2 separate regions of the Mus musculus genome follow, and region 1 is linked to region 2. Evidence: chromatin loops called from intact Hi-C (ENCODE). Cell type or tissue: heart. All regions are shown on one strand. Links, peaks and the distances in the headings refer to the core of each region. The heading gives the core; the rest is flanking DNA.

What was found. Hi-C counts contacts between places; a loop is a spot of excess contacts. Peaks named below come from ENCODE experiments on the same cell type or tissue, not always from the same donor. Only the 100,000 strongest peaks of a DNase experiment are listed, where the experiment ranks them.
Region 1: a loop joins it to region 2, with 2.7 times the contacts of the local background. A loop is called at or near these places in 3 of 42 quality-filtered maps.

The regions. Positions count from the first base shown.
Region 1 is chr4:118,266,398-118,281,569 of GRCm38, forward strand. Ptprf (protein tyrosine phosphatase, receptor type, F) reads right to left here. Exons shown (of 33, transcript NM_011213.2): 3 at 10,952-11,087; 4 at 3,082-3,227; 5 at 2,779-2,920. The coding sequence starts at 11,042. Gm52705 (a long non-coding RNA gene) reads left to right here. Exons shown (of 2, transcript XR_003955267.1): 2 at 1-1,140. Among named protein-coding and RNA genes, the nearest start is that of Gm52705, 13 kb to the left of the region's middle. In heart, for the core only: a CTCF peak has its summit at 4,507 (motif pointing right); DNase peaks (open chromatin) are centred at 6,114, 7,294 and 10,204; H3K4me3 peaks cover 1,086 bases; H3K27ac peaks cover 6,275 bases.
Region 2 is chr4:118,209,856-118,225,027 of GRCm38, forward strand. It overlaps Ptprf (protein tyrosine phosphatase, receptor type, F), which reads right to left. Exons shown (of 33, transcript NM_011213.2): 17 at 14,823-15,076; 18 at 14,644-14,737; 19 at 13,863-14,081; 20 at 13,371-13,525; 21 at 10,638-10,753; 22 at 7,237-7,334; 23 at 3,886-4,009; 24 at 3,602-3,777; 25 at 2,865-2,984; 26 at 2,472-2,626; 27 at 2,109-2,394; 28 at 1,845-2,023; 29 at 1,504-1,630; 30 at 1,146-1,271; 3 more. It overlaps Mir7226 (microRNA 7226), which reads right to left and starts at 709; the gene lies at 650-709. In heart, for the core only: a CTCF peak has its summit at 7,052 (motif pointing right); a DNase peak (open chromatin) is centred at 7,177.

The DNA.
Region 1 (15,172 bases), core at 3,881-11,880, 58 kb after region 2:
GCAAGCACCCCAGCTTTCCTGCCCCCCACCCCAGAAGAACAGGGAGGAAATGAGGCAGGGTTGCTTTAGGCTGCCTCTCCGTGGTCTTATCCCCTGTGACATTCCTTTCTGCCAAGCCTTAAGCTGGTCAAGGTTACAAAGACAACAGGACAGGTCAGCACTTTTGCCTCGCTGGTGCAATATCTCAGGAGCAGGAGGGGCCCACGAAGCCCACAATTCCAACCACTCTGGTGTAGTAGGGACCTGTCTGTCTCACACATCATCAGACATCTTCCAGTTCCCAGATGCATCAACATATAGCCTGAAGCCCAGGTCTGGGGATAAAAGTCCATGTCTAGTACCGGGGTCCATCCCAACACCACATAAGAAAGAACACCCTCTAATCCATGGAAAGAAACTCTTGACCAGGAAGGCCGTTTCTAATGGCAACCCTATGCCAAGTGTGAGTTCTCTTCCCCGGGCCTTGAGAGACCCTTTAAAGGGTAAAGTTGACAGGGCAGTGGGATGTCTTAGAGGAATCAGCTCTCCAGTCTCACAAGGAGACTACTCCCTAGCCGGAGAGCCTCAGAGGTTGCCCGCCATGATAGGGATTATAGTTCTAGTCTTTTAGACTCCACTCCAATACAAGGCAGGGTACATGACTCTCACACCAACAGGTGAAATCCTTTCTCCTGGGTCACAAATTGGAGGTCAGAAATGACCAGAAGGAACCTCCAAGCCAGTGGTTTCAGCTCAGACCTGGTTGTCTGGCCCCCTGTCCCCAAATGGAACGGACAGCAGGGCTAGCACAACCCAGTGACACCAAGCAGCAGCGGCTCAGGTTGTCTACGCTTCAGAATGGACTCTGAGATCCTGGGCTACAGGGAAAGCTCCACACTAGCTTGGACTGTGGGTACGATGTCCTGGATCCCGGTTGGAACAAATGAGGCCCAGCGTTCCTGTCTACAGGGGAGGGCCGCACACAGCTCTATTAGAACCCACTGATTCACACGAGACACACAGATGCAAGAATTACTGAATGGATGCATGTGTGAACACATAAAGCCAAAGCATAAAAATGGCCAATGTGAAAAGATGTTCCACTGCTCTTGTAATCAAAGAAATGCAAATTAAATTGAGATGCCATTTTTTGCCTATTAACTTGGCAAAGCTTTTTTTTTTTTAATGGTAATTTCTACTGCTGGTGAAGATGTGCAGAGAAGAGGCCCTCGTATGCCCTCCCTGATAAGAATATAAACAGATACAATCTTCTAGCAATATTGAAGGCTTTAAAATGCATGTGCCCTTTGACTTAGCAATTCTACTCCACGAACCTAGAGTCAGGAAATGACCAGCAAAGCAACGGCATCGTCACAGACTTGTGTGACACCGTACTTACAAAGGCTGGAAGCTGAGAACATATGCACCCCACAAAAAGGGAACAGCTAAATAAATTAGGGTGCTTCCATGTGACAGCTTACCACAGCCATTAAAAATAATGGTGTGGAAGAATATTTAATGGCAAGGAAAATCTTCACACTATGTTTTTTCCTAAGCAGGAGGAGCTGGGGAGGTGGCTCAGTAACGGACCTGCTGAGCAAGCGTGAAGACCTGAGTTGTGTTTCCTAGAGCCCATGGAGGAAGCTGGGTACAGAAGTGAGTGCCTGGACTCTAGTGCTGGGGAGGCAGGCAGAGATAGGTGGATTCTTAGAGCTCGCTGGCCACTAGGCTAGCCAAATAGGTGAGCTCCAGGTTCAGTGAGGGAGTTTGTCTGAAAAGCCCTAGGTTTGCCTTCTAGCTGGAAAACAAACAAACAAAAAAAAAACCCCCAAGGTCATGGAACAGTGTGTGATCACTATTCTGTTTATATAAATTAATACAAATATACATAGATGTATATAAAACATACACATAGAAAATGGGCCACCAAGAAATAACTAATAGCACTAGGGGTAGGATAATAAGAGATTATTATTTCTCCCTACACACTATCCTATGCTTCTCAATTCTTTAACAGTGAACAGATATTGGTATTGCATTCAAAAATGAAAGCAACAATCAATACGGTATTTTGAAAACGCACATTCAGATTCATGTATCCATTGTGGTCAAGGTTTAATCCTGTCACTTCCCACCCTATTTGTGGCTTTCTACGTCCTCAAGAAAGGGCCCGTTCCTCAGCCTGATCCTGCAGCCTCACTGAATTACCCTCCCCCCTCTCCCTCCCCTCCGCTCTCCAGCCGCCACTTGAAAAGCCTCAAATTGACCACTCAGAGTTCTGGAAGCTCTGCTCCCCTTTACACCCTGGGTCTTGGCAAAGGCCTAGAAGCAAAGTGTCCACGTTCCTTACAGAATTTACTGGACACTGACTGAGGGTAGCACGTATCAAGTGACATTCTGGGCTTAACGGCAGTTCAAGCAAAGTTTGTGAATGACTAAATGAATGAACGAGCCACCAGATGAGAAGAGACACTAAAATTCACATGGAGAGGCCAGCTCCAGCTCCTTCATCAGGGTACCAAGAGAACACTGCCAGCAACTGCCAGGCTTCACTGCCACCGTCACATAACCCCAGGGCCACAGAGCTGCAGCACCATACCTCCAGCCTGACCCAGACCCAAGGGAGCGATGACCCAGCAGGAAGGAGATCACACAGCTGGCAAGCTCGCTGCTGGCTTCAACACAGACCTTGGCCTGCTGAGCACTGACTCTCACCCACCCCAGGGCAGCCAGTCCTGGTGGGCCCCACCCACATCTCAGTCTACCTGGCCACGGTGGCCTGTCCCTCTTGGTACATACCTTCAAGCACTGACAGCTTGGCACTTGTGTTGATCTCCCCGAGACTGTTCGTGGCTGTGCACTCATAGATGGCTTCGTCTCGCTGCACTCGTAATGGCTGGATCCGCAGCACTGACCCTGCTCCATCGTCAAACTCAATTACCTGTCACAGGACAGACGTGGTCACAGCCTGTTAGGGGTGTGGGGATCTACTATAGTTTTCCTCACATCCCCAAAAGACCCTTGAGGAACAAGAGAAGAACCACACAGAGAGCAGGCCAACTCTAAAGCCTGCCCAGCCCTCCCGGCCAGTCCAGGACGAACCTCAAAGCGCTGGGAGCTGACTTTCTTCCCCTTCTTCATCCACGTAATTCGAGGCTTGGGTTCCCCTGTGGCTTGGCACACGAAGGAGGCCACCCCTCCCGACAGCCCAGTCTGGTCCTCGGGGACCTTAACAAAGACGGGTTTGCCTGGAAGAGACAGAGACACTCAAATCAAGTGGCATGATCACACCAGGCATGGTCAATGCTACCATGCTACAGGTAGCAGGCCTTGGGGACGAGGGGGCAAGAAAGACTTAGAGAGAACAACAATAATACCTAACTTTTATATAGTGCTTAATAAGTGCCGAGCCCTGTTCAAAGAGCGGAACCCTTGTAACTCTTTGAAGCCAAGGAGGTGGGTGCTATAATTACTGTTTACAGAGAAGAAATCAAGGTGTGCGGAGGTCAAGAGATTTGTTCATTGGGACACAGCTGGTCAAGAGCAGAGTCTGGAGTTGGGCTCGACCTCCGTCTGTCTCCGGCTCCTGGTTATTCCAAGCTCCGGGAATAACAAAAAAATAAAAACGATACTGGAGAACTGCTTTCTGGGAAGTGCCCCAGACTCTCCTAGAGCCTTTCCATCTACCCTAAGCCTTAGGCAGACCCCGGGACTCCTCCTCTTCCCTACCCCTGCATTCCAACAGCCCCAAAGGCCTGGACATTCCAGCTCCTGAGAGGCTCTGGATGACTTCCCAGAGGGATGCTTTCCTGTAACTCCCTGCCCCCACCGGCTTGGCAACTGCCTTTCCACAGCATGGGCAGCTCCAGAGTTCCTACTCCAAAGGAGGAGGACAGGGGCTCAGCCAAGGCCTGGCCATACCCTCCATGTCCCACCACCCAGGGTCACAGCCCCAAGCAAGCTGGCTCATTGAGACGTAGCAATGCCTCGTTAATCCTGACTGTGGATCCGTTTCCTATTAGTGCAGCCAGTGCACGGTGCAGGAAAGCCAGTGCCTTGGGAACTGGCCCTTCAGAGGATCTGCTTGTTGCCCATAACCCAGGCTCAGTTTGGGCCCTGGCAGAAAAGTGCCCACTGTGCGCCAGGTACTTTATGTCACTTCATGCACAACTGGTGCCTCAGCTTTCTAGGCTGAAGGACCAAGTCACATGCCCAGAGTCGCACAGCCAGTGAGTACTGACACATTTGGGACCCAAATGTAGGCCCATCAAAGTCCAAAACACCTGACACAAAAAGTTCACAGGAGGCAGGGGACCTTGTTGAAGAGAACAGCCAGTGGTGGCAAAAGTCAGACAAAAGCAGAGGAGTAGCCGAGGTGAGGGAGAGGCACAGGTGACTGTCACAGCACGCTGTGACTAGGAAAGAGATGCCAACTGGAGGAAGGTTTGGAAACTCTTGGAGTTTTATCTGTATTATGTATACGTGCCTGCTTGTCTGTATGTGCACCACATGTGTGCAATGCCCACAGTGGCCAGAAGGGGGCATTAGATCTTCTAGAGCTGGAGGTGGCTGTGAACTGCCTGATGTGGGTGCTGGGAAGCAAACCCAGGTCTCTACAAGATCACTTGCTGCAAGCACTCTTGACCACTGAGCCAGCTCTCCAGCACCAATTCTGGTTTTTTTTTTTGGTTTTGTTTTGGTCTTTTTTGTTTTTTTTTTAAGGACATGTGTCAGTGGCAGGCCTTCACCCAGGGCAGGCAGTCACTTGTTAACATCAGCAGCCCTGTGGGTCAGTGGATCCATAATCACCCTCATTTTAGAGATAGGGAAAGACATCCAAGCAGTGGAAGGAACAAGGACCAATGAGTCAGTGTTCTGGGGTGGAGCTGGGGTTCACTCTACATTCTAAATCCTAAACTCACTTTAAATAACCTGTGTCCTCCCCAGGAAGAAAGCTCGGGACCCACCACAATCTGTTCCTGGGGGGGGGAGGCTGAGCAACTCAGAGGGCCCAGTGCAGGCAGGGGCCAGGAAGTCATGCAGGTGACCCAAAAGTTCTGAACTCCTTTCTGCCTCTACCACCCTCCCACCCCCACCCCGACCCCCGCCTCTGGAGAGAGGTGTGGATCTTTCCTAGTCTGTAGAATTTACAAAGCCTATCACTGTTGCCAATACCTGCCTGAGAGGAAGCCCCCTCCTCCAGGGTCTACTGAGGTTATCTCTTAACCCCTCCCCCACCCCAGTAGCTTCCAGCTCTGCATCCCCTCCATGGGACAAACGGCTTGGCTGGCTGAACAGGCTGATGGCCCTGCCTCTGTCACCCCCACCCCACCTCCTCTATTCTCTATTCTGAAGCCAGAGAACAAGCCTCCTCCTGATCAAATCTCTCCAAAGGCCTCCCACTGCTCTTTACAAAGAGTAAGCTCCTCTCACTGCAGACAAAGCTCTGCCAGGTCTGACCCAACCATGCTCCCCAGAGTCCTGGCTTTAGAGCCCTGAATAAGCAATGCTGCCTCAGGGCCTTTGCGTAAGCTGCACCTTCTGCTAAGCGCCTCTTCGACTACCCCTTACCCACTAACATCCTAAGTCACCTCTGAACGTCATCGTCTCAGAAAACTCTCCCCTATCCCTCCCTAACCCCCACCCCCACCAAACTCGCTCTGCCGCCCACAGTTTGCCCACAGTTTCGGGGTGCACAGGAAGCTAAAGCCTTCCCACCTTTCTGGTGTTTAATAGTTGCTTCCCAATCAGACCATGACCCTGGGCAGAGCAGATTCCATGTCTGTCCTGTCTTCTGCCCTGTCCCACTGTCTGACCCAGTTCCTGACACCCAGGTGTGCAGAACAGGAAGAAGAGGACAGAGGAAGGAGTGAGAGGAGTGTAGAAGGCTGGGGCCTCACGTACTCCTTCCCTCTAGGCAAGAGAGAAACCCAGGGAATAAGTGCCCCTCCAGGTCCTGCCTCAACGTGTCTCCAGTGAAACCAGAGGCTGGAACCTGAAGAACCAGAAAGACTAGGAGTGTGCTGGGGTGGGGTGGGGTGGGGCCTCCCGAGCCAAACAAAGAGCCGAGGCTGGGCAGGAGTCAGGTAGCTCCGGAGCAGCCAGCAGGAACAAACCTGGAAGCTGTGTGGGGGCTGGCCTGTGCCCAAGGCCTGGGGCCATCAGGGAGGTACAACTACTCCTCTCCCTTGGAGACTGGAGAAGAGCCAGGGTGCTGCCCAGGATCAGGCTGGCATTGCTCCTCCAGTCCCAGGCTCCTTCTATGCCTTCTATGCCTTGGTTCCGACTAAGGGTACCCTCGCAGAGGCCCGGGGCCACCTGGCTCTTCCTCCTTCCAGCGCCCTAGCTAGCCTAGGATCTTCCTGTTGTTCCTCAGGAGACTTTCAGAGATCACAGTCAAATCTTGTTTCTACCCTGTCTCCCCAAATTTGCTCCTGCTAGCTTCTCTAAATTCCCCCTTTTTCCATTCCAGCAAGGATCTTGATTTGTATGCACTTGCCAGAGGTCAAGCAAGCACTCTGCTGAGAACTTAGCTTGAGCTTGCTCACAATCCAGGCCTGCCTCTGTGTGTACCCTGCATCCTTTATTAGCCCCCTCTTCCAGACTGTGGAAGCCTGGCCCACACCCCACTGCCAGCTGGGGTGCCAGGCAGGCAGGCAGGCAAAGCCAGGCTACTGCGGCCACCCTGCCTTGGGCCTTATCAGCTGCTGCTGCTGGTGGTGGTGGTGGTGGTGGTGTGTGTGTGTGTGTGTACGCGCCATGGGTGGTTGAGTGCCTTTACTTGCTGAGCCATCTTGTTGGTCTATGAGCAAAACTTCTGAACCAGAAAACAGGTGTCATCTGAACAAGCAAGGAGCAGCTTTGTGTCACAGTTACCTGCTGTGTCACCCAACCCCGTGGGCAGCTACTCACAGTAGGATACCCTGGGCCATGCTTTACATGTCAACCGCTGACCCTGTACATGAGAGGAAGTTACCAGAGAGAGGGCCTGGCTTGGGCTAGAGGGAGGCACAGCCCCTGGAGACATGAAGACATGCAACTCCAGAGACGGCTAAACTGGGCCACCTCCAAGGCTCCTCCATGGGGAGACTGATTGCTATTTTGTGCCTCCCCTGAGAAGCACATATACACAGGCACACAAACAGCACTGCACACGGAGGAAGCACACACAGCACTTTAGGACCACGAGGGCAGGGGAGCTGCTGGAGAGGTGATTTCCCAGGCCCTGAGTGGCTCTGAGCTGAGGACTCAATGAGCTGGGGACTTAATGAGCTCCTGTGACTGCTCCTGGCAGCCTCCCCCAGCCCTGTCCACTCAAGGGCAATCCTGGCTCCAGGAGGCACTGCAACAGGGGGAGAACTCAATAGGTGCCAGGTGCCTTGCCCATGTGACCTCGGTTAACCTTTACAGGTCGGAGTGATTACCCCTGTTGTGCAATAGGAAAACAGGCTCAGAGAAAGCACTTGTGCCGGAAGCTCCAGAGGGCAGGGTCTAGACGGGCCACCCATAAACATGAGGGGGAGGGCCCTGCCATGTTCCAAAATAGGGGCTTTGGAGAAGCAACACACACACACACACACACATACACTCTTCAGTCTCCTGCCTCTCTGCTTCATACCACCGACCCCTTCACCTACCAAGCACCTTGCTCAACTTTAATGCCTGCAAATAACCTGGTCATAACCAGGACCCAACGTACACCTGGTCTTGGGGGCGGGGATCCCATCGCTGGCCTGTGCTGTCTTCAGGACTCTGGCTCTCTCGTAAGCTCAGAAGGCCAGGGCAGGGGTATGACTCTGCCAGTCTCATTCCTTCATTGGGCAATCCTCTATGTTAGCAAATGCCCACTCATCTTCAGGGGCCCTCTTTTCCAGGAAGCCTCTCAAGATAATCAGGCTGCTGCCTGTGCCAGCGCTGCCCCAACCTGCCCCCACTGATCTGTTAGCTCACAGACGTGTGCCCAGCTCGGTGGGTTCTGTCTTGTGATGGGTCTGGGCAGATTCTTTCTCTCCTACCACCTACCACATGAGGTCAGCAGAAACCTCTGCCTGAGGGCTGGACCAAGACCACCTCTATGCCCACATCCATCTATATCTTCCCTCGCAAGAAGGCATAAAATCCTGGGTTGGGGACACGAGGTGAGGGAGGTTCCAGAAGGGTGCGTGCATGCAAGCAAGCATCCCTTCGTATCCAGGTTTCCACTGGAGCTGACTAGGCATCACTGCTAGGCCTCCAGGCTAGCTCTTGGCAGCTGCTTCTCTCCCCTGCTTCTCTCCACTCCCCTCTGAGGCCAGGGCCCCCATTCATTTGTCTCGTTAAGAGGCCTATAGAAACACATTTGTCCGCTCTGCGCTTCACTGCTCTGGTCGTCAATTCTCTGGGGGCACCCTCCCTGCCTTCTGCAGCAGCCCTGTCCGTGTCTGGCTGCTTGCCCCTAGTGAGAAGTCTTGCAAGTTCAGTCCAAGACTGGTCACAATGGGGGGAGATTCAAAAAAAATGAGAGTAACTTAAAGGTAGGCTAGGAGGGCAGACCCTGACTCCTAAGGTTGGCTTACCACAGCCCCTAGCTGATGGCTCTTGGCCTGGGACAGTGCCCAAGTCACAGCACCTGAGGGTTCACCCTTAGCAGAGGCAGGGTCCCAGCCTCTTCACCTGGTTTCCACCATCAAGTCCCAGCCTGGTCTCTGTAACCAAATGACCAAGGTGCCAGCAGGAAGACCCTGGAACTCTGCCCTAAAGCAGCTCCTCTCACTCCCCACTCCTACGGTGGTCAGGACTGTCCTGCCCCTTCGCTTATTCACCAACCCCCTCTAGACCCGGAGCTGGAAATGTCTAAACTCTCAGCCTGCCAGGGCAGACAGACTGAGGGCGAAGCGCCACAAGAGCATATGAGGGCTGCAGAGGACCAGGGCATGACCACACTGCTGCTACAGGAAGCAGTGACAGTTGAGTCAGTTCTGGTCATGTAAAGGGAGGGAAAACATACCCCCTCCACACCTTGTTTGTTTTTGGAGACAGTCACGTAGCCCAGGCTTGTCTTCAACTTACTACAGAGCCAAGATCCCCTAGAACTCTTAATCCTCCTGCTTCCACCTCTCAAATGCTAGGGATACAGGCCCACGTCATCACACCTGACTGCGAGAGTGCAAACAGAAGGCATGAAGGATGCCTGGACACGGAGCTCTGTGCAGCCGAAAGGAGAGAGCACAGCGGGGCCGGTGGAGGGTAGGGTAGCAGAGAGTCAGACACTAAAGCTCACTCTCCAGGCAGTTGGGGAGCGAAGAGACGCAACCCAATTCCCACTGTAGACTAGAGACTGGGTTCAGAGGAATGGGACTGAGGCAGGGAACCATCAGAAGGTTCCCTGGTGCACACTCAAACTCAAGCAGAAGCTGAAGAAGGCTTGGCAGAAGGGGGCAGGGAGAGCAGAGAGTGCATTCCAAAGACACTCAGAAGCTAGAGGCCACAGAACCTGGGGACAGATCACACGGGGGGAAGAGGGGGGTGTGGAAGGGGGAGAGGAGCTGCCAGAAGGCCCAGCTTTTTGACTTGGTAACCAGGTGGACAGTAATGCCAGTCACAGAGAAAACCAGGGGGCAGGCAGGATGGTGGGACGGACGGGCGCAGGCTGGGGTGTGCTGGGTCAGAGGGAAGATAGAGAAGGCAGTTATTTTCCTAGGCCTCACTGTTTCTCAAAACTCAGTGGCATGTCTCCCCTGCTGTCAGGGCCCTGAGACAATCTGAGAAGAGTGACAACAGTCCTTCACCATGTCAATGCCAGTCACACACCTAGGGTGCTGGGCCCCAGATCACTTCCCTCTGCTGCCTCTGCAGCCCCAGCCAGGGCTAAGGATCACCTTCACACTACCCCTTTCTAAGGCTTTCCACCTGACTTCTCTTCTAGACCCCTAGCCCTGCACTCCACTGGCTAGACTCTCCAGAGAAAGGCCCTCTCCCTCCCATTCTCCCTTATCCAGGGCCCAGCCTCTGAGGACAAAGGGAGGGGTGCTCCAGGGCCACCCTCTTCTATGACTGGCTCCTGAATTATTAATGAGCCATTTAGATAGAGCCCTGGTGGGACAAGGCTCTTGTCTAGAGACCCAGAGGGGATAGAGGGATCCCTATGGCCTGCTATCCTGGGGTCTGACCCCTGGGTTGGCCCTGGACTGCCTCTGGGTTCAGGACAGGCTGGGAATAGCCCCTTCCCCCCAAGGGACCTCAGCTCCGACCTTGCCCCTCCCCCCAGTCTGCAGATTGGCTAAGCCTGTCCTGTGCTCCGCCTCCTACCAGTAACCAAGCAGTGGTAACCATGGTGACAGGGCGGGCTATGGCCAGTCTTATAGTGCCAGGCAGGGGGAAGGGCAGCAGCAGGGAAGAGACCAAAGTTCAGAGTTGGATTGGAGTAGGGGACAAATCATCCCCCCAACACACAAACACACAGACTCAGTTTCATTCCCTGCCCCCTCTCTCCTTCCTGCAAGCCAAGTGACAAGTCCTTCCCTATTTTCCAGGGACTGCAGGCCGCCTCAGGGAAGGATATGGGCAACTGCTTCTGAATCCTCCCTGGCTCTGCAGACATGTCTGGTGCCCTGCTTCCTTCTGCTCGGGGCCTTCTACAGAGATCTGCAATGTGGACAAAGTACATGCCTATGCACGTCACACAAAGATCACATGAATCCAAGACACGGCTCCCCAGCTCTATATAACAGGGTCACGCTTAGACATGCAGCACTCTGCAGAGCCTAAGGGATACCCAGGTGCTCAGCAGGATGTTCAGAGGAAGTAGGAGCACGTACTCCTTAGAAGAGGGCTTTCCCAGTGCAGGTCTCTAGGGCAGGAGGACTAGTGGGTTATCTATGGTCATCCTGTTTCTTCTTCCTGGGACCTGGTCCGGTATTGCATTTTAGAGACCTGCTAGGAGCTAAGTCGATTTTCAACATGATGTATCTGTATGATGAGGAGTCAGACTTACTGTCGCCATGAGCACCTGCCATCAAACCAAGCATCACGAGAGCAGGCACAAGGGGCACCATCCTCCTCCCTGGGGCTGGCTCGGGAGCCATCCAGGGTTCTAGCTCCACAGCCAGCCACAGCCTAAGACAATCCACCTGTAATGGAGAGAAAGGCAGAGCCAATTAGCCAGTGTCCCCCTGAGTCCCCACTGCACATGCTCTTCCCCACCCCACTCCCACCCACCCTCACTGCCCATTCAGACAGTTCAGCAGTCCCACACTGGACCATGCAATGGCTACCCAAACTCCCTCACCACTGAAGGTCAACCATCCTATGGAAAGAGTGCAGAGACCTTCAGGGCATCCTCTAAGCGCCAGGAGGGGGAAGAAAGCTAGTTAGAAACTAACACGAGGCGGGTCCATTCCAGATCGTGAGTTTCCGGCTCACACCATTAAGGGGATGAGGGCAGGGAAATGGAGTCAAAGATACATACAGGTTGGGACAAAACCCAAACAAAACCAAGGCAGAGGCAGGAACAGAGAGCAGCCAGGCAGGTTTTACACTGTCCAGGGCCATCTTAGTCCCTGGGGCATCCTGTTGCTCTTCCTCAGAAAGCAAGTGGCCAGACCCCAGCACACTCAGGAAAAGCCCCAGTACACAGACTTAGCAGTAGTTGGTTCCACATCGTCAGAGGCTCACAGCCAAAGCCACAACCCGTTGGGGCTCGCCAGGACTGCTCTCTACAAGTTATAGCTGCCCTGCCTGGTCACTCTCAACCTACCTAATTCCCATGGCACCTTCCTATCCCAAAGACAAACTATAAAGCGGCTGTGGATTGGAATTCTAGAGCCTGAGTGTCAACATCCATGTTTCCTCTTCCCTTGTTCCGGGTGTCCAGAGCAGATGGGGGAGGGCTGTGCTTGGGGCTAACCGAAGCCTTCCAGACCTTGCTCACCCTCCTGTCTACATGCCTTTCTCACTCTGCAAACCCATGCAGAAGTGGCCACACTATGTACCTAGGGTGAGCTTCTAAAGGTTCCGGTGCCACATTGCCTGTCTGGGGGCTTAGGTGACATGCAGCAGGGCCCACCAATTCTGCTCACACTGCCACATACAGGCCACTGGTGCATGGCCAGGCTTCAGCCATGCTCTGAAAATACAACAGGGTCTAATGGAGGAGTGATACCGGACACAATTTAGTGTAGTTGGACCTTTGCTATTTTGTGGGGTTTTTTTCTTCTGCCCTTCTTACCACCCTTTCATCCTCTAAACATAGGAGAGAGAAAAAGGGTAGAGGAAGAAGGGGGCAAAATATCACTAGAGAGCTTCCTGCTGAATGGGGTGCTGAGCTTCTTGGGGCAAGTTTAATCTTCACAGTTGGGATATCTAATTTCTTCTCGTTCCTTCTTTGCACACAACTACTTAACAAACAGCCACCAACCAACAACCCACCCCACCTCTCCACGAATGAATACTCTCTGAAAAGACCCCCAAATTCCAAATATCATACAATTGCAGAAGCTATCTGCCACTGGCAAAAATCACGCCCCTGCTAGAGCACGAGGCAAATCATAGTCAGCTGCTGTGGACAGTCTGAAGCCACTCCCTACCCCACACCTGGGATTTAAACAAAACATTCCCATTATATTTCTGTATTTTTGAAAAACAAAAACCTCACAAATTTCTCACTACAACTTGGGACCCCATGGGCCCCTATAGTGCTAAGAGAATTTTCAAAATGAGAGGACAGGTGAACAAGAGGGATGGAGTTCAAGCATAGCTCTGCCCCTCCCTGGGACTTGAACCCTTATCTGAACTTAGGATAGCCACGATCATGAGGTGAATGGGCAAAGGTAAGGCAGGTGGGACTGTGAAGTGAGCGAGGAGCTAGTGACCATTGGGAAGGGGAGATGTTCCCTGTCTTAGACGCTTACCCAACCTGTAAGCAAGGGATAAGCAGCAAGAGCCATAACGCTACAGGGACAGGACATAGTGTCCAGAACTCCTAATTCCAGGCCGGGAGTTCCTCTGAGGGACCACAGAGCTGAGGTGGGTCAGCCCACAGTGAGGCCACACACTGCCATGTCAGGATAGGGGTTCTAATTCTGTTAAAGTCTTATCTGGGCTTGTTCATCACAGCACCATGGTTATCTTAGTGTGGCTATGAGGACACCAGGTGGTGAACTGCCTTGGCCAGGTTACCATGGGAACACTGTATTCAGATAGGACTCTTGCTTTGGTACCATTACCACGGGTACAACTCAGAAGTGTGACACCCCACACACAAGTCAGGCAGAGTGGTCGAGGCAGGTCTCGTGGGTGAGACATCACAAAAGCTGGAGTTTAACTTGTGTGCTCAGGTACCCCAGGCACGCTCCCCACCCCCAACACAGACACCATATGGACATAATCTTCAGTACCAGTGTCATGGGGACACATCTCCCTGGTACAGACATAAAGGGATGAGACAGAATAGATGTTACGCCGTACAAAAATGCACAGCACAGTCATCGTGGGGCACAATTCCCCAGTACAATTACGGAACCTTAATCCCCCTGTAGCTGCCTTAGTACAGCAATCACAGCATGGTTAACTCCCAGGTGCAGACACATCATGTGGGGTACACAGAGGGTACAGACATCTGCGGGTACAGCTGCCTGATAAGGGCATCACAGGGATGTCCACAGACGTGTCACAGGCACGGGATGGGGATGTGGATATTAACTATTAAAGGGGAGCAAAGCTCCTCTCAGTAAAGCCACCATAGTGTCTCACTCCCAGAACAGGTAAGTGAAAATCTGGCCACAAGCGTTATCTGAGCCCAATTCCCAGCATAGCAAAGGCCGGCGGCTCTTACTTGGGGATTCAAGAGCCCCTGTGTAAGTCAGGGGGAGTGTTCAGAACACTGTATACACTTCCACGGTGTAGCAAATGGGCAGACCAGGTGAAAACAGGGGTCAGAGAGTTGGCTCAGAGTTAAAGGCACAGGCTGCCCCAAGACTTGCATCAGTTTTCCCAGCACCTACACAGCGTCTCACAACTGTCCAACTCCAGTTCCAGGGGATGCAACGCCCTCCTCTGCCCTCTGTGGGCACCAGACACATACATGGTACACAGACACACAGGCAGGCAGACACTCATACACAGGATATAGTTAAACCTTTTTCTTTTTTCAGTTGAAAAATCTAGACATCTCCCCCCAAAGAGAGCTGCTTCCAGTGGTCCTTGAACGCAAGGCCACAGACAATTAGAAACACCAGAAGACCCCAGGGACGAACAGGGAACCGCTTTGGCAACTACACAGTCTCCCGAGTCAGGGCCTCTCCTTCTCAGCAACTCCCACCCCTGGACTCTGGGCACAGAGCCTATGCTGGTGTCAGGCAGTTCAAGGCTGCTCCCAGCTCCAGGGCCTCCTCCCTCATCAGAAGAGAGGTGAGCACCCTGAGTCCCAGGCCTGGGCTTAAAAGTCTAGATGTTGGTCCTGCCTACACCCTGGTCTCCAGGTCCCCTGCAGAACGAGTCTGCCTTGCTGGACTGCCATGGCTTCGTGCACCCACCCAACACAGCGGTGCTTGGAACAGACAGTCACTCCACCAGCATGGACAGATGAGCTTGTGCCCGGGACAATTCAGATAGACTCAAGGCCCAAACCCTTGGACACTCAAGCTCATCTGTGAATTGCACCGAGGACTGCTGGTTCTGACATACTTGTTCAGGAAAACAATTACGTGCCATACGATATTATAGGATATAATTGAGTGTAATTTTTCTACATTCAGAATGGCTTTGATATATCTCTTTTCCTTGCTACACCACTGTAAAGCTGCCAACTGCCCTTTCTTAGGAAGAAATGTCCTTTATTCTCAAATTTTGTCCTTGGTGCTAAAATATCCTTTCTTGTATGAAGAAGTGATAGGGACAGCCGATAGCAGTTGTTTTTTTTTCTTTTTTTAATAATGTCCTTACTTGGCAAAAAAAAACAAAAAAAAAAAAACAAAAACAAAAAAACCTGCTAACCCCCTGTCTGGCCCTAAGCACTCTTGGAAACTGAACTGTGTGTGAAACCAAAGATCCTGGGAACCACTGCTCTGAGGAAAGAGGGATCAGCAGGCACAACACCAAGCCACAGGAGTCATGTATGTGTCTCATGGAAAATGTGTGTCACTTCCATGAGATCCACCCTAGCTATCCCTGCCAGGGCCAAAGAGGACCCCCAAGAGACCATGTGACGCCAGGACCC
Region 2 (15,172 bases), core at 2,665-10,664:
CCAGGGCCGCACGGTAGCACAGCTGGTATTGGTCCTTTGAGGAAAGAGGGGGACTGGTCAGTGTGAACAGAGCCAATAGCTATTCCAAACACAAGGGTTTGCATGTGCTGCAGCCAGTGGCCACAGAAATGGCCTCTGTTGGCTAAGAGCAGATGCTGAACACCGAGAACTACCCAGGTACTCTCCAATTGAAGTCTCGAAAGGCCATTTCTCCTTTTTGCCTCTCCCAGGCCTGTGTTCACCTCTGCTACTCAAACCACTTGTCTGTACCCAGACTCACCCACCGTCTTACACAGACTGCTACGTCTACTTCTGACCCCAAAGGCAACATGACACACTGGCGCTCAGGAAGGGGCTACGGAATGAACACAGCTCCCTCTCCTCTTCCCTGCACGCCATGTGGGACAAGCAATACCACAGAGCTATAAGGAGAACAAATACACGTGGGCCAGCTGCAGGTGCAGCTGTGGGTTGTAGCAAAGACACGTGGGTCCCTCCCTCTGGCCTGCATACCTCTGTCTGCACCATTGCAGGGCGCTGTGTGCGGAGGGTCTTCACGGTCTGGAACATGTCAACCACACCCTCATACCGCATGCGCTCCAGGACAATGCTCAGGGTGATGAACACACCGGTGCGGCCCACACCAGCACTGCTCAGAGAATGGCTGTGTCAGGAGTCCTGCTCCCTTCACACAATCAACTTCCCTGGCCTTCGGGACCACCGTCCCCCCTCCCATATCCCTCCACGGGGGCCGTCCCAACCTGCAGTGCACCGTGATGGGCCCATCCTGGCCAAACTGCTCCTTTGTCTTGTGCACCTGCCCGATGAAGTCGATGAAGCCTTCACCTGTTTTGGGTACTCCTTGCTCTGGCCAGTCTGTAAACTGGAACTGTCGGATTGTCCTTGACTGCCCATCCTGGGAGAGAGGGTCAAGGGTCACAATGAAGGTTTGGATGTTAGGTACTAGGCCCTCTAAACCAGGAGCACAACCACCCAGGGACGCACTCTCAAGGACACTCTAGGAGGTAACGCAAACAACTCGCCCACGACTCAGATCCCTGCAGTGTCTTGGGGCAGATGGAGCCACGTGTGCCCGGGTAGCTCGAGGGACACATCTGTGTGCATATTCTTTGGCTGACACTCACCCGGGCGTCTGTGACTTTGAATTCACGCAGAATATACTGGGGCATGTTGTACTCAGCCATCGGGTCAACAACGAAGTACTGATAGCGAGCGGAGCGCTCTGCTGGCCAGTACTGGTGACATTTCTCCTGTGGACAGAACACCAGGCACCGCCCAAGATCAGGTGGGGAGGCCAGAAGAGAATGCCACCTTTCAGAGGACTTTGGGAAGGGGTGCCTCAGGTGTTGGTAAAGAGGTCTGAGGCCATGCTGATGGGGAGCTGGGGCATGAGAGCAGAGGGTGGAGGAGGTTCCCCTTTCCCAAGGGTAGCTGGTGTCCCCCCTGGTATGAGAGGGGCCCCAGGAGAAGGGGTGGGCTTACCCTGCCCATCTCCCGAAGCTTGGTCAGCATGACGATGATGGTGGAATTGTGCTCCCATAACATGCGCCAGAAGTCCTCGGTGCTCTCTGCCAGAGGCCCCTGTGTAGCTATGTAGGCCTTCTGCTGTCTGGGTGACATAAGACTTCACATGATGGAGGTGCTGCTGCCCGCACCTATCCTGACATTGTCTAGTTCCTCAGAGAGCAGCCCTCCTCCAGGAAGCCCTCACTTCTGTCCCCAACTCACTCTGATCTTTTGGATTAGCTCTTAACTCTCCCAACCAGAAGCAGACCAAGGTACCAGAAGGGGCACAGTGGGGCAGCAGGGAGAAGCATGCCGACCTGTAGCCATCTAGAAAGCTGGCATTGATGTAGTCTGAGCCCTCCACACCACGGATGGGTTGCAAGCACACTCGGGTCAGCTCATAGGGCATGATGTTCACTAGGCGGTTCTTGAACTTGTTGCAGGGCAGGTTGGCACTGACAAAGCGCGACGTGTGGGCCTTGGAGTTGGCCAGCAACTGTGAAGAGCAAGGGTTCTGTCAGGCCTGGCCTGCTGCAGACAGGCTTCCCACGACCGACCAAGTCAGGCCTCTGGAGTCCCACCTTGAACTCAAGTTCCATGGCCGTGACGCTCTCCCCGGGAGGCACTTGGCCTAGCTTCTGGATGTGGGCATAGAGGTTCCGAGCGAGCACCTCGGTGTGTCCGCACATGGCAGCCTCTAGCAGGGCCTCGTGGATGAACACATACTGGTCCTCGGTCTGCACCATGTAGTTCCTTTGTGAGCGCATGCACGTCACGTGGCCATAGATGTCAACCGTCTTCTCGTGCTTCATACGCTCCAGCATTGCGTCGATGACGATGAAGCAGCCTGTGCGCCCCACACCCGCACTGAGGAGAAGAGCAGAGCTTGGGGCAGGGGTCCCCTCACCTCCCACCCCTCCCCTCTGGTGGCTCTGGACTCTCACCTGCAATGCACCACCATGGGCCCCGCATCTAGTGGGTTACAGGCCTTGACCCGTCTCAGGAAGGCCAAGATGGGAGTGGGGTACTCAGGAACGCCGTGGTCTGGCCAGGCCATGAACTGGAACTGACGCAGCTCACGCTTCTCACTGGAGCCACTCTGGGAAAGGTCAACGGAGATGAGGTTTGAGGTTTGCTTGCCACACACCCAGGGAAGGGGCCAGACCAGCCACTCTCAGGTGACACTCAGAAGCCACAGCAGACAGTCACCTAACACAAGCCGTGAGAACCCCTCATACACCTCCCAGGCCCTGACCCCACAGCTGCCCTCCGCCAGCCCATCACACTCAGGCTACAACCTAAGGGATGGGCCAGTGCTTGGGAACTCAGGGACATACCTTATGGAGGGCAAAGGTGCGCATGGTGTATGTGGCCAACTCCACAGTGTCCACCAGGGTCACCTGAATGAGGCCATAGGTCTCAGTGCCACGGACTGGCCAATACTGATCACACTTCACCTGGAGGGGGATGGGCAGGACAGGGGACAAAGTTATAGGATGCCCAAAGGCTCAAACAGGCAGACGCAAGGGGAAGGCCCCAGCTCCCTCGATTCTCACTTCCCTCTTCCTCTCCAAACCTCCTCACACTAAGCTACCACCCTGGCCCTCACTGGCTGAAGGAGGACCATAATTGAAAATTATTTATTCAACACCAGATCGTACCAGGCACATTTTCTGCCAAATTTACCCATAACGTTTATGCCCCATTTTCAAGCTCTGTAAATTTTATGTTCCAGTCAATGCTTCGCGGTGCAAAAGCAGACATCAGCAGCTCCTTCCACTAATTAACTTAGATGTGTGAACACCCCAGGAGCACTCTGGCATCTGGGGAACATGTGAATACCCCAGGAACACCCCAGAAACTGGGGAACATATTAACATTCCAGAAAACGACAGCATTTGGTAAAACATATTAACATCCCGGGAACCCATAAACACCTGGGGACCACATTACATTACATCCCAGCAGTTCCCCTCTATCTAGGGGATGAGACAATACTCCAGGAAAACCACAGCCTTTGGGGAGTCCCTTGAAAACACTCACAGGAGGTGGTACCCAGCATCACCCCCCTCACCCGGGATTTCTCCTCTAGCCTGGTCATCATGACCACTGTGGCTGTGCGCTGTTCCCACACCATCCTCCAGAAATCGCCCATGGTCTCGGGCAGCGGACCCTGTGTGGCGATGTAGGCATTCTGCTTTCGGTAGCCATCAATGTAGTTGGCATTGATGTAGTCACTCCCAGGAACACCTACAGGAATGCAAAGGGATTCGAGAGTGTTAACCTGGGGCTCAGAGCATTCTGGAGAGCAGGGTACAGGACAGCAAAGGGCAAGGGGGCACTGTGCCCCGGGCTCACCATCAATGGAGGTGAGGAGGACTCGAGAATGGTCATAGGCAATGACATTTGCATAGCGGTTCTTGGGCTTGTTCACCTCCGAGTTGGAATTCTCCCATGTGAACTGCTGTCCAGGGTCAATGGACTGCCAGAAATGGAAGAAACAGGGAAAGTGAGGGCCAAGTCGTGGGAGGCCTATCCATGGTGCTTTGCAGCCAAGTAACACCTACATTCCCCAGCCCAAGTCTGGAAAGAGATAAATTGAAGACTCAAACTTCCATGGCAGCCCCTTGTAGAGCTTATGAAGACCAGGTGGGTCATGGGTCAGGCCCTGCATCCAACCAGTGGAATGAGATGGAGATAATGATGATGATGATGATGATGCGGCCACCTGGGCTGTGCTGGAGACTGACTGTCCAAGGCTACAGGTCCACATACCATGCTGCCCAGCTCTCTTCTCCATCTCTGGCTTTTCCTATTCTGTCTGTTCCCTGCCCTCCCCGTAGGCAGGATCTAAGCTCCTCTACATCTCTTCCCTGGCTCTCTTCTCACTTCGTTGCTCAGGAAATGTTTTGTTTGTTTGCTTGTTTGGATAGGGTCTCATGTATACCTGGCTAGGTTTGAATTTACTACCTACTATATAGGATACAATTAAGGATGGCTCCAAAGTTCTCTCTCATCTTCCTACTTCCATGTTATGTGTGGGTGAGTGGTGGGATTAAAGTGTGTGCTACCCCATTTATGTGATGCTGGAGGAAATCCAGGGCTTTGCAAATTCTAGGCAAGCACTCTACCAAATTAGTCTCATCCATAGCCCATTCACAAGATTTGTTTTTCTTTTCTCTCTCTCTCTTAAAATGCATGTGTGTACACATATGTGTTTGTGCACTTGTGTGGTAGACAACCCTAGCAACACCCTCTGCCTTTGAGCCAGGACTTCTCAGTGGCCCCCGGTTCACCAAGTAAGCCAGGCTGGCTAGCCAGTAGTACCATGGTGGCTTCTGTCTCTGTCTCCCCACTCTGGATTACAAGTGGCCATTTTACACAGCTATAGCTGCAATCTTCACCTTTTGTAAGTCAATCTTCACTGACTGAACCACTCCCATTAGCCACCGCCACCCCATTCACAGGACTCTCCTGCTTACATCTCAGAGCTGCCCCTACTATCCTGCGGCCCCCTAGACATCTCCATGTGCAAGCTTCACAGCTCTTTCCACCCCAGTCCCTTTAAAGGCCAGCTCATCTGTTTCCTGTCAAAGCAGGTTCTGATGTGACCCCCCCACCCCTCAGTGGATAGCACAAATCACTGACCCAGGAAGCCCAGCCAGGTTTAAAGTCCATCTTGGGACCTCCCCAAGGTCCCTCCCATTGCTTACCACACCCCCCTACACTCCTTTCCTCTGCCTTTCTCAACCTGCTGCTGCTGCCAGCAGCTAGCTCTGCTTGGTACCTCCAGGCCTCTTCTCTTGCCCTGCTCCAACCCTCTCTGTCCTTCAGCAAGAACAGTCTTTCAAAAAAAAAAAAATGCAGATCTGAGTATCAAATTCCTGCTCAGAGGCCTCCCATGCTCTTGACTGGCTCAGGACACAAAAATGCTAACAGCTACATTTCTGTGTGAGCTCACGGTGTGCCCAGCACGGTCCTAAGCCACTGCGTGCATTTCTCCATCTTTTTACTCAAGAGAGGTTTGAGTTATTGTCCTTCCTTTGAGGATGGAAAGAATCGATGCCTGTATCACAGTCTCCTCCGTTTTGGTCCCAGCCACCTTATTCTCTAAGGAGGCTGTCTCATCACTTCTGTGAGGCCCCACCCACCAGACACACCCACCATTGTGTTTGCTATATATGATTTTAGTGCATGCTGTCAGAACCACACACTCACAGCAACGATTACTGCTCTGTCTGTGTTTCTCAGTGACTGCGTCCCAAGGCCATCTGCTTCTACATGTCAGCATAGGGACTGGAATACAGTTAAGTGCTAACAACAGTCTGACAAATGACCTACAGACCATGAAGAGAAAGTTTCGGGAAAGCCCACAATAGATCTGGTGGCTTCTAGGACAAAGAAGGGCCTTTAAAGAACGCTCAGATGGGAGGGATGGAGGGGAGGTGGTAAGGTGACGGCCGTGAGCAGGGGCTTATAGGAAGGATGCCAAGGCGTGGGGCAGGACAAGGGCGAATACTGGTAAAAAACAAGGAAGGCCTCCTTGTCCAGAAGTTAAGCTAAATCCAGGCCACCCGGCTGACAGGCTCTGCCTCCACAGCAGAGGTGACACTGTTGCTGTGCAGAGGCATGCTCATCTGTCTACCTGCCAAGCTCAGTTTTCTTCTTTGGAAGCCTGGCCTGTCGCCTTTAGGATCTACCTGGCCCAGTGCCCTCGGAAGGGCAAATCCGGTACCCAGGGATATATCCCCCAAACATAACTCAAGAGTGGACACCTGACTAAAAGAGAGCAACCCCCTGGGTCCAGCTGAACAGATCTATCCATCATCTGTCCATCAGTCATCCTCTGAGGTGTATGCCAAGTGCTGACAAAAGAGCGGCCAGTACAGCAGGGAGACAAAGAAAGGGGGTCTCCTTAGCACTTCCTTTCTAACAAGGCTCCCCTGACTGTATGGCCTGGGAACACCCAAACGTCCCTGACAAAGAGCTGTGGGTGAACCAGGTGGTCACTGACCCTGAAGTCTGAGCTAGCAAACAGAGGTGAAGGCCAGAGTGAGGCGAACACTTGGAGGGCTTCCTGACTCCCCATCTATGAGCTATGTGTTTCGGCATGCATGTGTGATCACATGTGGGAGCGGGAATGGAAGCCGGGCTGAGAACAGACCCTCCCACCCTTCTCGGACAATGGTTACCATGTGGAGACTCAGTAACATTGTTATGCAAGACTGAAGTGCGGATGGTCATGAAACCAGCACAGGCAAGGTCTGGGTGGCTCCACGACTCCTCAGCTGTTTGACTCTAGGTAACTCACACCTCTGTTTGAGTCTGGTTTCTGGTATGTAAGACAAGACTGTGACAGTACCACTCCACGGGGGACCGAGTAAGAGGATGCTGTCCCGTACCTGGTAAGTGCAGGCCTGTTCTTGTTGGAGATTAGATATTATAGCCATTGCTACTAAATCAGTGTCTGCTTCTGCAGGCATCACCTAGCAGAGCCTTCTGAAGCATGTCCTAGGGTGACCACCAGAGGGCTATGGTGAGCCTGTGGGCTGAGCCCAACACCTATGACGGCCAGTTCCCCAACTGAACTTTGCTATTGATCTCCCTGGCCTACATCCCAATATCCTCGACCTCAGGTGGGACCCAGGACAAAACAAAACCAGACTTGGAGAGACTGAGGACACACGGTGGGAGTGGTGGGTGTCTCACCTCATACTCCTGGGAGAACTTGAGCCCATCGTTGGCTTTGAGGCGCTCAATATTGTCTGCCAGGTCAGTGATGGGGATGGGCGGGTGGTCTCGCATACCTGGGGGAGGTGGGGCAGACACATGGGTGGCATTAGTGTGAGTTCTGGTCAGGGTGGTAGAGACAGCCCAAGGCATGTGTGAACATGTGTGATCATGAAGTACTCAGCACTGGTGGCATGGAAACAACAGCACATGCGGCGGCGGCAACAGGAATGGAGAACACACAGTGGCTGGGCATCAGGGGAGGCCAGAGATGGAGGTGTGTGTACTGTGAGCACACAGAAGCATGTCCAGATGACCTGGTGCTGCACGGGACAACAGGGCTCTCTGCCTGCCAGGCCTGCCTAAGAGGAGCAAGGGGCTTCTTCCCACTAAGACGGGGCTTCGAGCTCAGGAACAGGGTGGAAGCTGGGCTCTTACCACACCTGTCTGAGACAGACACCCCCTTACCCCGACCCCTCATTGACGCCAGTCACCTCAGAGATTTGGTGACCCTGTCACCCCGGGCACCAAGTGTGTGGGTGGAATGGTCATGGAGCGCAAAGACAATGGCAGAGTGGCATAGAAGTAGGGAGAGAGAGAAGCAGAGATGGGGAGGAAGATACAAAGACAGGCAAGGGATCAGGACGGAGGCACACAGAGGGGTTGGATGGAGACCAGAGGAGGCAGGGACAAGGAGAGAGGGTGGGAGAGCAGATACAGGAGGAAGCCAGTGAGCACAGGAGGGGACAGAGAGAAGGGAGACGCCGGAAGGGGAGGGAAGGGATAAAGGCAAGGGGAAAAGGGCAAGGAGAAAGTGGGGAGACGTGAGGAAGTAGAAGAGTGGAGACACACTGAAGCCAAAGTGTCCCCAAACCAATGTGGGAACTTTGAAAACTAACTTGAGATATTCGGGCAACTGGGGGCACTGGAACCTGCAGAGAAAACAAACCAAAAGAAAACAATGGGACAGGAGCAGAGCTCAGGAACCCTCTTTCTGGTCACCTGGTTCTGCGGTTCGACACTGAAGGGACTGTAGGTGAAGGGCAAGAGGAAGGGGCACAGACAGAAAGAGTGGGTCAGCTCACGTGCCTTCCAGTAACAGACAGTCCCCCTCCCCCAAAGAGAGAGCTTCCAAGCAACATAGGTCTGAGTGGCCTCTTGAGACCCTATAATAAAGTCACTCCAGCCCAGCCCTCACCCCCTCAAAATCTGACCTTGGCCATTTTCAGATGGTCTCCATACCGGAAATGAAAAATCTTTTAAAATCTCAAGTTCCTCCCTTCTCAGGGATGTCATGTGCCCATGACATCCTTCACACACTGATATGGAAAAGCGTTCTGCATTCCCTTTTGCTGCTTTTCAACCCATGGAAATACTTCTGCCTGAAGGCTTGGGTCCTATACCTCAACACAGCTATGGGCCCTACCCTCTCAGTGCCACACTACGCCAGCACCTGAGACAGGGAACCTTTCTGCCCACACCTCTGCCTGCATGCTCCCCTATAACACCACCATCCTGCGGCCTGTTCCCTTCTCCCTTCCTGCTCGTCCCGGGAGAGTCTGCCCATTCTGAGCTTTGACCACTACCTGATCCTTGGTACCATTCACACTGGTGGCTCCCGGCCTGAGGTCAGCACAAAGTCCAGACACAAAGGCCTACTGCCACTTGGATATCCTCTATGGCAGCAGACACAGAACTGGCTTTGCATCCTTGTGTGAGCTCAGCTCACCTGCCTTACCACCTTCAGCTTCCCAGACTCTGTTCTTCTCCTGCCTCCCTTTCCTACCACTTAACTGCCTGATGTCTTCCCCAGGGCCCGCCCGCTCTCCACAGAAGCAGCCAGCTCTGCTGCTCCTCTGATGAAGACCTTCAATGACTCCCTTGGTCAGTCAGGATGAAGTCTAAGCTGCTCAGCCTGCCGGTCACGGTCACTTCTTGGCTCCAATGCTGCAGAAATACCCTTCAGGGGTTTAACTTGATGTATACACACTGTGCTTCCACTTAGAACCACCTCCAACCCAACTTTCTGTCTGGTGCCCACAAAGTGAGGCACCCTCTGAGAGCAGCCTCCTCTAACCACAGATTCACGCACTGGTTACAACAGCCCGCTGGGTCCACACGGAACACTTTCTCAAGACACGTGTCTTTGGAACTCAGTCGCCATGCTATAAGGAAGTCCAGGCTACACAAAGAGGCTAGCTCGTCTGCCAACTACCTCCCACCGGAACAAACCACCCTAGGGTTGGCAAAGTTCACTACCAAAGGCCAGAAAACCAGTGCTAAAGGCTTGCAGACACCCAGGGTTCTCTTCCACCTTCTAGTTGTCAACTGACCTTTGTAGTGCAAATGTCCCCAGAAATGAATGGGTGTGGTGGTGTGCTGGGCAAATTTTATTTATAAAGCAGACAGTGAGCTGTATTTGGCTCCAGGCCATAATTTGCCAGCCCCACTTTATAAGATTCTAGTTCCCAGCTTTCAAATCTTCCGGCTGAAGGCCTACCCTGGCTGGGTATCCTACCGTGCCCTGTCCCAATTCCTGACTCATAACAACTGTGAGAGAGAAGACATAATTACTGTTGTTTTAAGCCTTGAAGGTTAGGGGTAATTTGATGCGCAGTGATAACCACCTCACACAAACATAAGCCCTCAGTGTGCACACATGACTTCATTCACTCATTCCTTTGTTGTGTGCTCAAGCATCCAGCGAGAATCTACCACACGATAAACACAAGGACGGGTTGAGCCAGCCAGGTCCTGGAGCTACAGCTAGAGACTGTCGCTCTCTGAGAGACACCTCTGGGGTGTAGGGAAGGAGTGATATTCCAGGTGGAAGGAACAGTTCGAAGTCACATGAGAGCAGCTCAGGGGAAGGGACAGGTATTGAGCCTGGAGCAGGAACCCTACACCCTTGCACAGTGAACCTGAAATAGCCTTCATCAAGGGCCAGGTATGAGCCCCTCACCTACCATTCTGTCTGCTACAGCTTCTCACTTCTAACACAGCCTGGTGTGTGTGTGTGTGTGTGTGTGTGTGTGTGTGTGTGTGTGTGTGTGTGTGTGTGTGTGTGTGTGTTTGTTGTTAAGGGCCAGAGGGCAGATATTGAGACTGACCACTTGTGCCAGAGCTGAGGGCTTCAAGAGGTCTCTTACAGTCCATCTATTCAGAGACTGGAGACACACAGGGACCTCTGTTGTCTCTAGAAGTCTCCTAGCCTGTCCACCTGTTCAATATGGATGCCCCCATCCATCATGAAGTCCCATCATGTCAATTCAAACGGAACAAAAAAGGAAGAGAAGCAGCCAGAAGTGAGCGTGCACTAAGGTCTTTTGACAACCTGTGGGACTGAGCTGGAGGCCAAGAGGCCGAGGGATCAACCCTACCTGGGGTCTGGTAGTTAAGCCTTCGCATCTCCACAGGGTCAGAAGAGTGGGCCAACAGGGAGTCCTTCAGCCCGATTGACTGCTCATCCTTTGATGATGGGGAGTGTGTTCTCTTCCTAAAGAAACAAGAAGAGGCTAGTGAAAACTGGGAACAGAGGCAGCTCCCACGGCCCCAGATGTCTTCCCACCACCCCACCTTATCCTGGGATCTCTGGGTGTGAGCCAGGGGGAGAGCAGCGTCAACATGAGAGAACACAGGGTAGGGACAGGGCAGGGAGACGGCAGGTGTGGAGTGGGCCCAGGAGCAGTGCAGCGAGGGAGGGAGGCCAGAGAGGCTGGTGGTTCCTCTGGACAGGAGGCAGGTCACCGCTGGGCAGTGGCTGCTGTCCTTAACTCGACCCCAGCTGATGCAGCAGAAACCACCACGAGAAAACATGCACTGGTACACAGAACACACAAACGCCATCACGAGGGCCTGGGTCCCAGCTGCCTGGCTCTCAGGGCCAATGTCCAGAGTAGCAGGGGAGGGGCAGGAACAGCAGGGCCCTAGCCAGACAGAGTCCTCTCTCACTGGTGTCACCTTGCCCATCTAAAAAGGACAGGGTCAGACAGACTACTGGGGACCACGTGCAGCCCCTGCACAGGAGTGTCCGGGGAGAACTTGGAAATATGCCCGCACGTGTCTGCATCACGACACCTTTCCTTGCTGCTCTGCCGAGTGCAGAGGTGGCCTCTCGTAGGAATTAGGATGGAGAAATGGGAACCTAAGGAGGGTTCTGGAGAGCTCTGTGGACTCAGGGAAGCAATGGGGGCTGCAGCGTGCACAGCTCCAGTGGGGAGCATCTTCTGCGGAAGGGACAGAGTTGGACTGACATTGAATGTGATCGAGACTGCCCCCTCGTGCCCATGAGGATCCATCCAGAACTGGAGAAGCCTCCTGTGCTGAGCAGGCAGGTTGCTGATTAAAGCCACAGGCTAAGAGGGTTTGGTCAGAGCTCCACCCCTTCCTGCAGGCCCAAGATGTGCACAGGGATAAGTAGAGGGGGAGGCGTGTACAGAGAGAAGGAACGACTCCTACCTTTCTTGTTTACTAGGTCCCGAGAGACAGGCAAGGACAGAAGAAAGGAATGGTCATTGTTGCTGCTAAGCACTCAGCCCTCACATGACAAGGGAACCATGGGACTCTTATAAGGTACCCATAGGACAACCTCAGGGAGTTCACCTCCATGTACACACATCAGAACCTGAGTGGGGATGGTGAGGGTAAGTGGGTGGAGGGACACTGTTTAGTGACACCTATAGGTCTGTGACCGCAAGAGGAAGGAGGGAACTTGCCAGGATGGATTATGGGGTCCAGATGAGGGCAGGATAACGACAGGGAAGTGGGTACCTCCATGAGGTGACACATCACACATAGCACAGGACATGTTCAACAGCTAGCCATGTGCTAGCTGCTGGGGGCTCAGCACATATCCAGTGGGGCACTCTGGGGTAGATGAGGGGCTGTATAAAGATGGGACCAGGAGCCAGGGGTCTCTGAAGCACCAGAGACTAGAAGTAAGAACATGGTATGAACAGCTGCCAGGTGAGGGGGCACTGGGGCTGTGTGTGTGTGTGGGGGGGGGGCACTGCTGCAGAGCAGGAGCCAGGGGCCAAGGGACCGTATTTATTTGGTGTAATGATGTCAAGGGAAATGCTAAAGACACATTTAACCAGGCATTTCAACTGTCAGGCTCAAAGGTTAGGCTTTTTAAAAAAACTTTTTAAGTTTTTGTGCTACTGGCGATTGGATCCAGAACTTTGTACATGCAAAGGCAGGCACTCCACACCGAGCCAAAGAACCTCACCTTAAAAAACAAAACAAGCTGGGCAGTGGTGGCACATGCCTTTAATCCCAGCACTTGGGAGGCAGAGGCAGGCAGATTCCTAAGTTCGAGGCCAGCCTGGTCTACAGAGTTAGTTCCTACACAGAGAAACCCTGACTCAAAAACAAAAAACAAAACTTTTTTTTTTTTTTTGAGATAGCTTTTAGATAAGTTAGGCCTGGATCCTTCTACCTCAGTTTCTAGAGTAGCCTGGGAGACAGAAGCAGGCAGGTCTCTGAGTCTGAAGCCACCCTGGACTACACGGTAGGGAAGCCAAGGCTATACAGTGAGACCTCATCTTAAAAATATTAGGAGGAAAAAAATATATATATATTGGGAATGACCAAGACCAAGTAAAATAATTGGAAGCAGCTTGGAAGCTGACAGGATAGCAGGGCACCTCCAAGGACAGGTGCGACAACTACCCAAGACAGGTAAGTGTTGACAGCCACGTCTATGATGGGTCTTTAGTAAATGTCTGTTGTGTAATTCTCATGGGGATGTAGGTCTGCAACTCAGCCTGGACCTCTTGTGGGCCTAAGGAGGAGAGGAGGGCCTGGGCTGGTGATAGCCGTTACAGAGCCTGTCACTCGGTGGCAGAAGAAAAGTGCTTACAGCAGGACACCAGGAAGCTGTGGCTCCTTCAAACTGAAGATGACAGACTCACACATATAGACACAGACAGACACGCCTCGGGACACGCACAGTTCACCTCAGCCCTTCTTCATAAAGGCGGACCTGCACAGCCGAGTGCACACACACACACAGACCCGCTGTTTCCGTCCATCTGGGCACTTAACACTGCACCAGAGGGTACCAGCGAGGCAGGAGGCAGGTTCTGTCCCCCAGAACCAGGCGCGGCACTCACCTCTTGAACAGGAGGATGGCGATGACAATGAGTATGATGAGAATGACCGCCAGGACAGGGCCTGTCACCCACAGCATCTCGGGCTCCTCCTGCTGCTGTGCTGGCGTCACCTGGACTACAATCTCGTCCGAGTAGGGGCTGGAGGCGTAGCGCTTCTGGGGTCCAGGGAAGGAAGCAACAGCAAAGGCTATGAGCACAGCACAGCAAGAAAGCCCCACCCTCATCCATCAAACCCAGGGAGGGCACCGAGACCAGTGAGACCGACATGTGACAGGTCAGCAGGGTTACTGAAGCCATGTTAGGTCTGATCTTCACACCCTGAGGCCTAGTGTCATGGGATATCCAGTATAGGTCCTCAGGGGTGTCCTAGTCCTAGGATGCTGGAGTCTCAGGATAATGCAGACCCGGGGTCTCCTAAGGTCTGAAGCTGGCCTGGTCTTAGATTAAGCCTGGGGTCTTGGGGTTCTGAAAGTCATGCCAGCTCAGGCCAACCTGGTCCATGGGTTCCTTGAGGGAGGCGAGAACGAAGCACTGGTAACTCAGATCCGGAGACAGGGGCCGGTTGTAGAAGCCGCGGTAGCTCTTCTTGTCCCCCAGGGTGAAGGTGTCAGGGAGCACATCCACTTGGGCCGCCACATAAGGCTTCAGCCGCTCTGCTTGGCGCCGGCGCCTCCGCTGTTTCTCCTCGCCCTGCTCGATGGCCTCCAGAAGCTGGCAGAGGAGAGCACAGAGTCACACAAGGCCTGGGAGCCTCCTCCCCTGGGGCATTAGCTACTGAGGCAGATATAGAGGTTCCCTCTTCCTGGGGACCCTCATGGGCCTGGCCTGGCCATAGCCATTACAGGATACTTCTGACATCACAGCGAGACCCTCCTTGTAGCCTATAAGGAAGGGCCACATGAATAACCTTATCCTAATCAGAGAAAGCAGTTTTGACATGAGCTGTGAGGAGGAAAGAGGTGATTTCATCTGTTCAGGAGAACTTAGGCTTAAAGCTCTACACCACAGGCATCTCTGAGGTCCACACTGAGAGCTGCAGAAATGTCTCTAGTGACTCCTATACCATGGGATTCTTACCAAATACCTCCAGGGAAGTCCCTGTAGGCCCTTCCGGAGTTTTAAAAATTCTCCTGGGGATACTCCTCAGAGGTCCTCTCCCCAGAGAGAGAGAGAGCGGCTGACAGCCAGATTTGGACTCCTGGGGCAACACTCAGGGAAAGATGGCCACTGCCCACCACGTGGCTGCCCTCAGTACTGAACTTCCCCTAGGCACCTCGTCCAGCTCCAACTCCTCTGGTGTGTTCCATCTTGGTGCCAGCAAGTTCCCGCCCACACGGTCAATGGGCACCACCACAATGTAGAACCACCTGTGTGGACAGAGCAACCATCAGAACCTTCATCGATCTTTGCTACGCTCCCGATCTGCACCAGCCTCCAGCCTCCTCTGTACACCTGACTAGCGAGGGGTCCTGCACTTGAGGCATGGAGAGGGAGAAGCGGCCATCCTCTATAAAGGCGGAGGCAGGCAGTGGCTTCTGGGGTAGGAGGTCCGGGGCAGTGCGGATGGACACCAGGTGCTGTAGGCCCCCGGCGCTACTGCCACGATTCATCAGGACGAAGGAGTACTCCGTGTTGGGTTGCAGGTCTGCAATCAGCTTCCGCATCGAGTGCCCATCCACCTCCACGCTCTGCCCATTGTACAGGATCTGGAGGGGGAGGGGGAAGAGCAGCTGGGATCGGAATGGCGATGCAGAGCAGACATGGGAGGCAGCTCTGGTCTAGGTTGGCAGAAGTCCTACCCA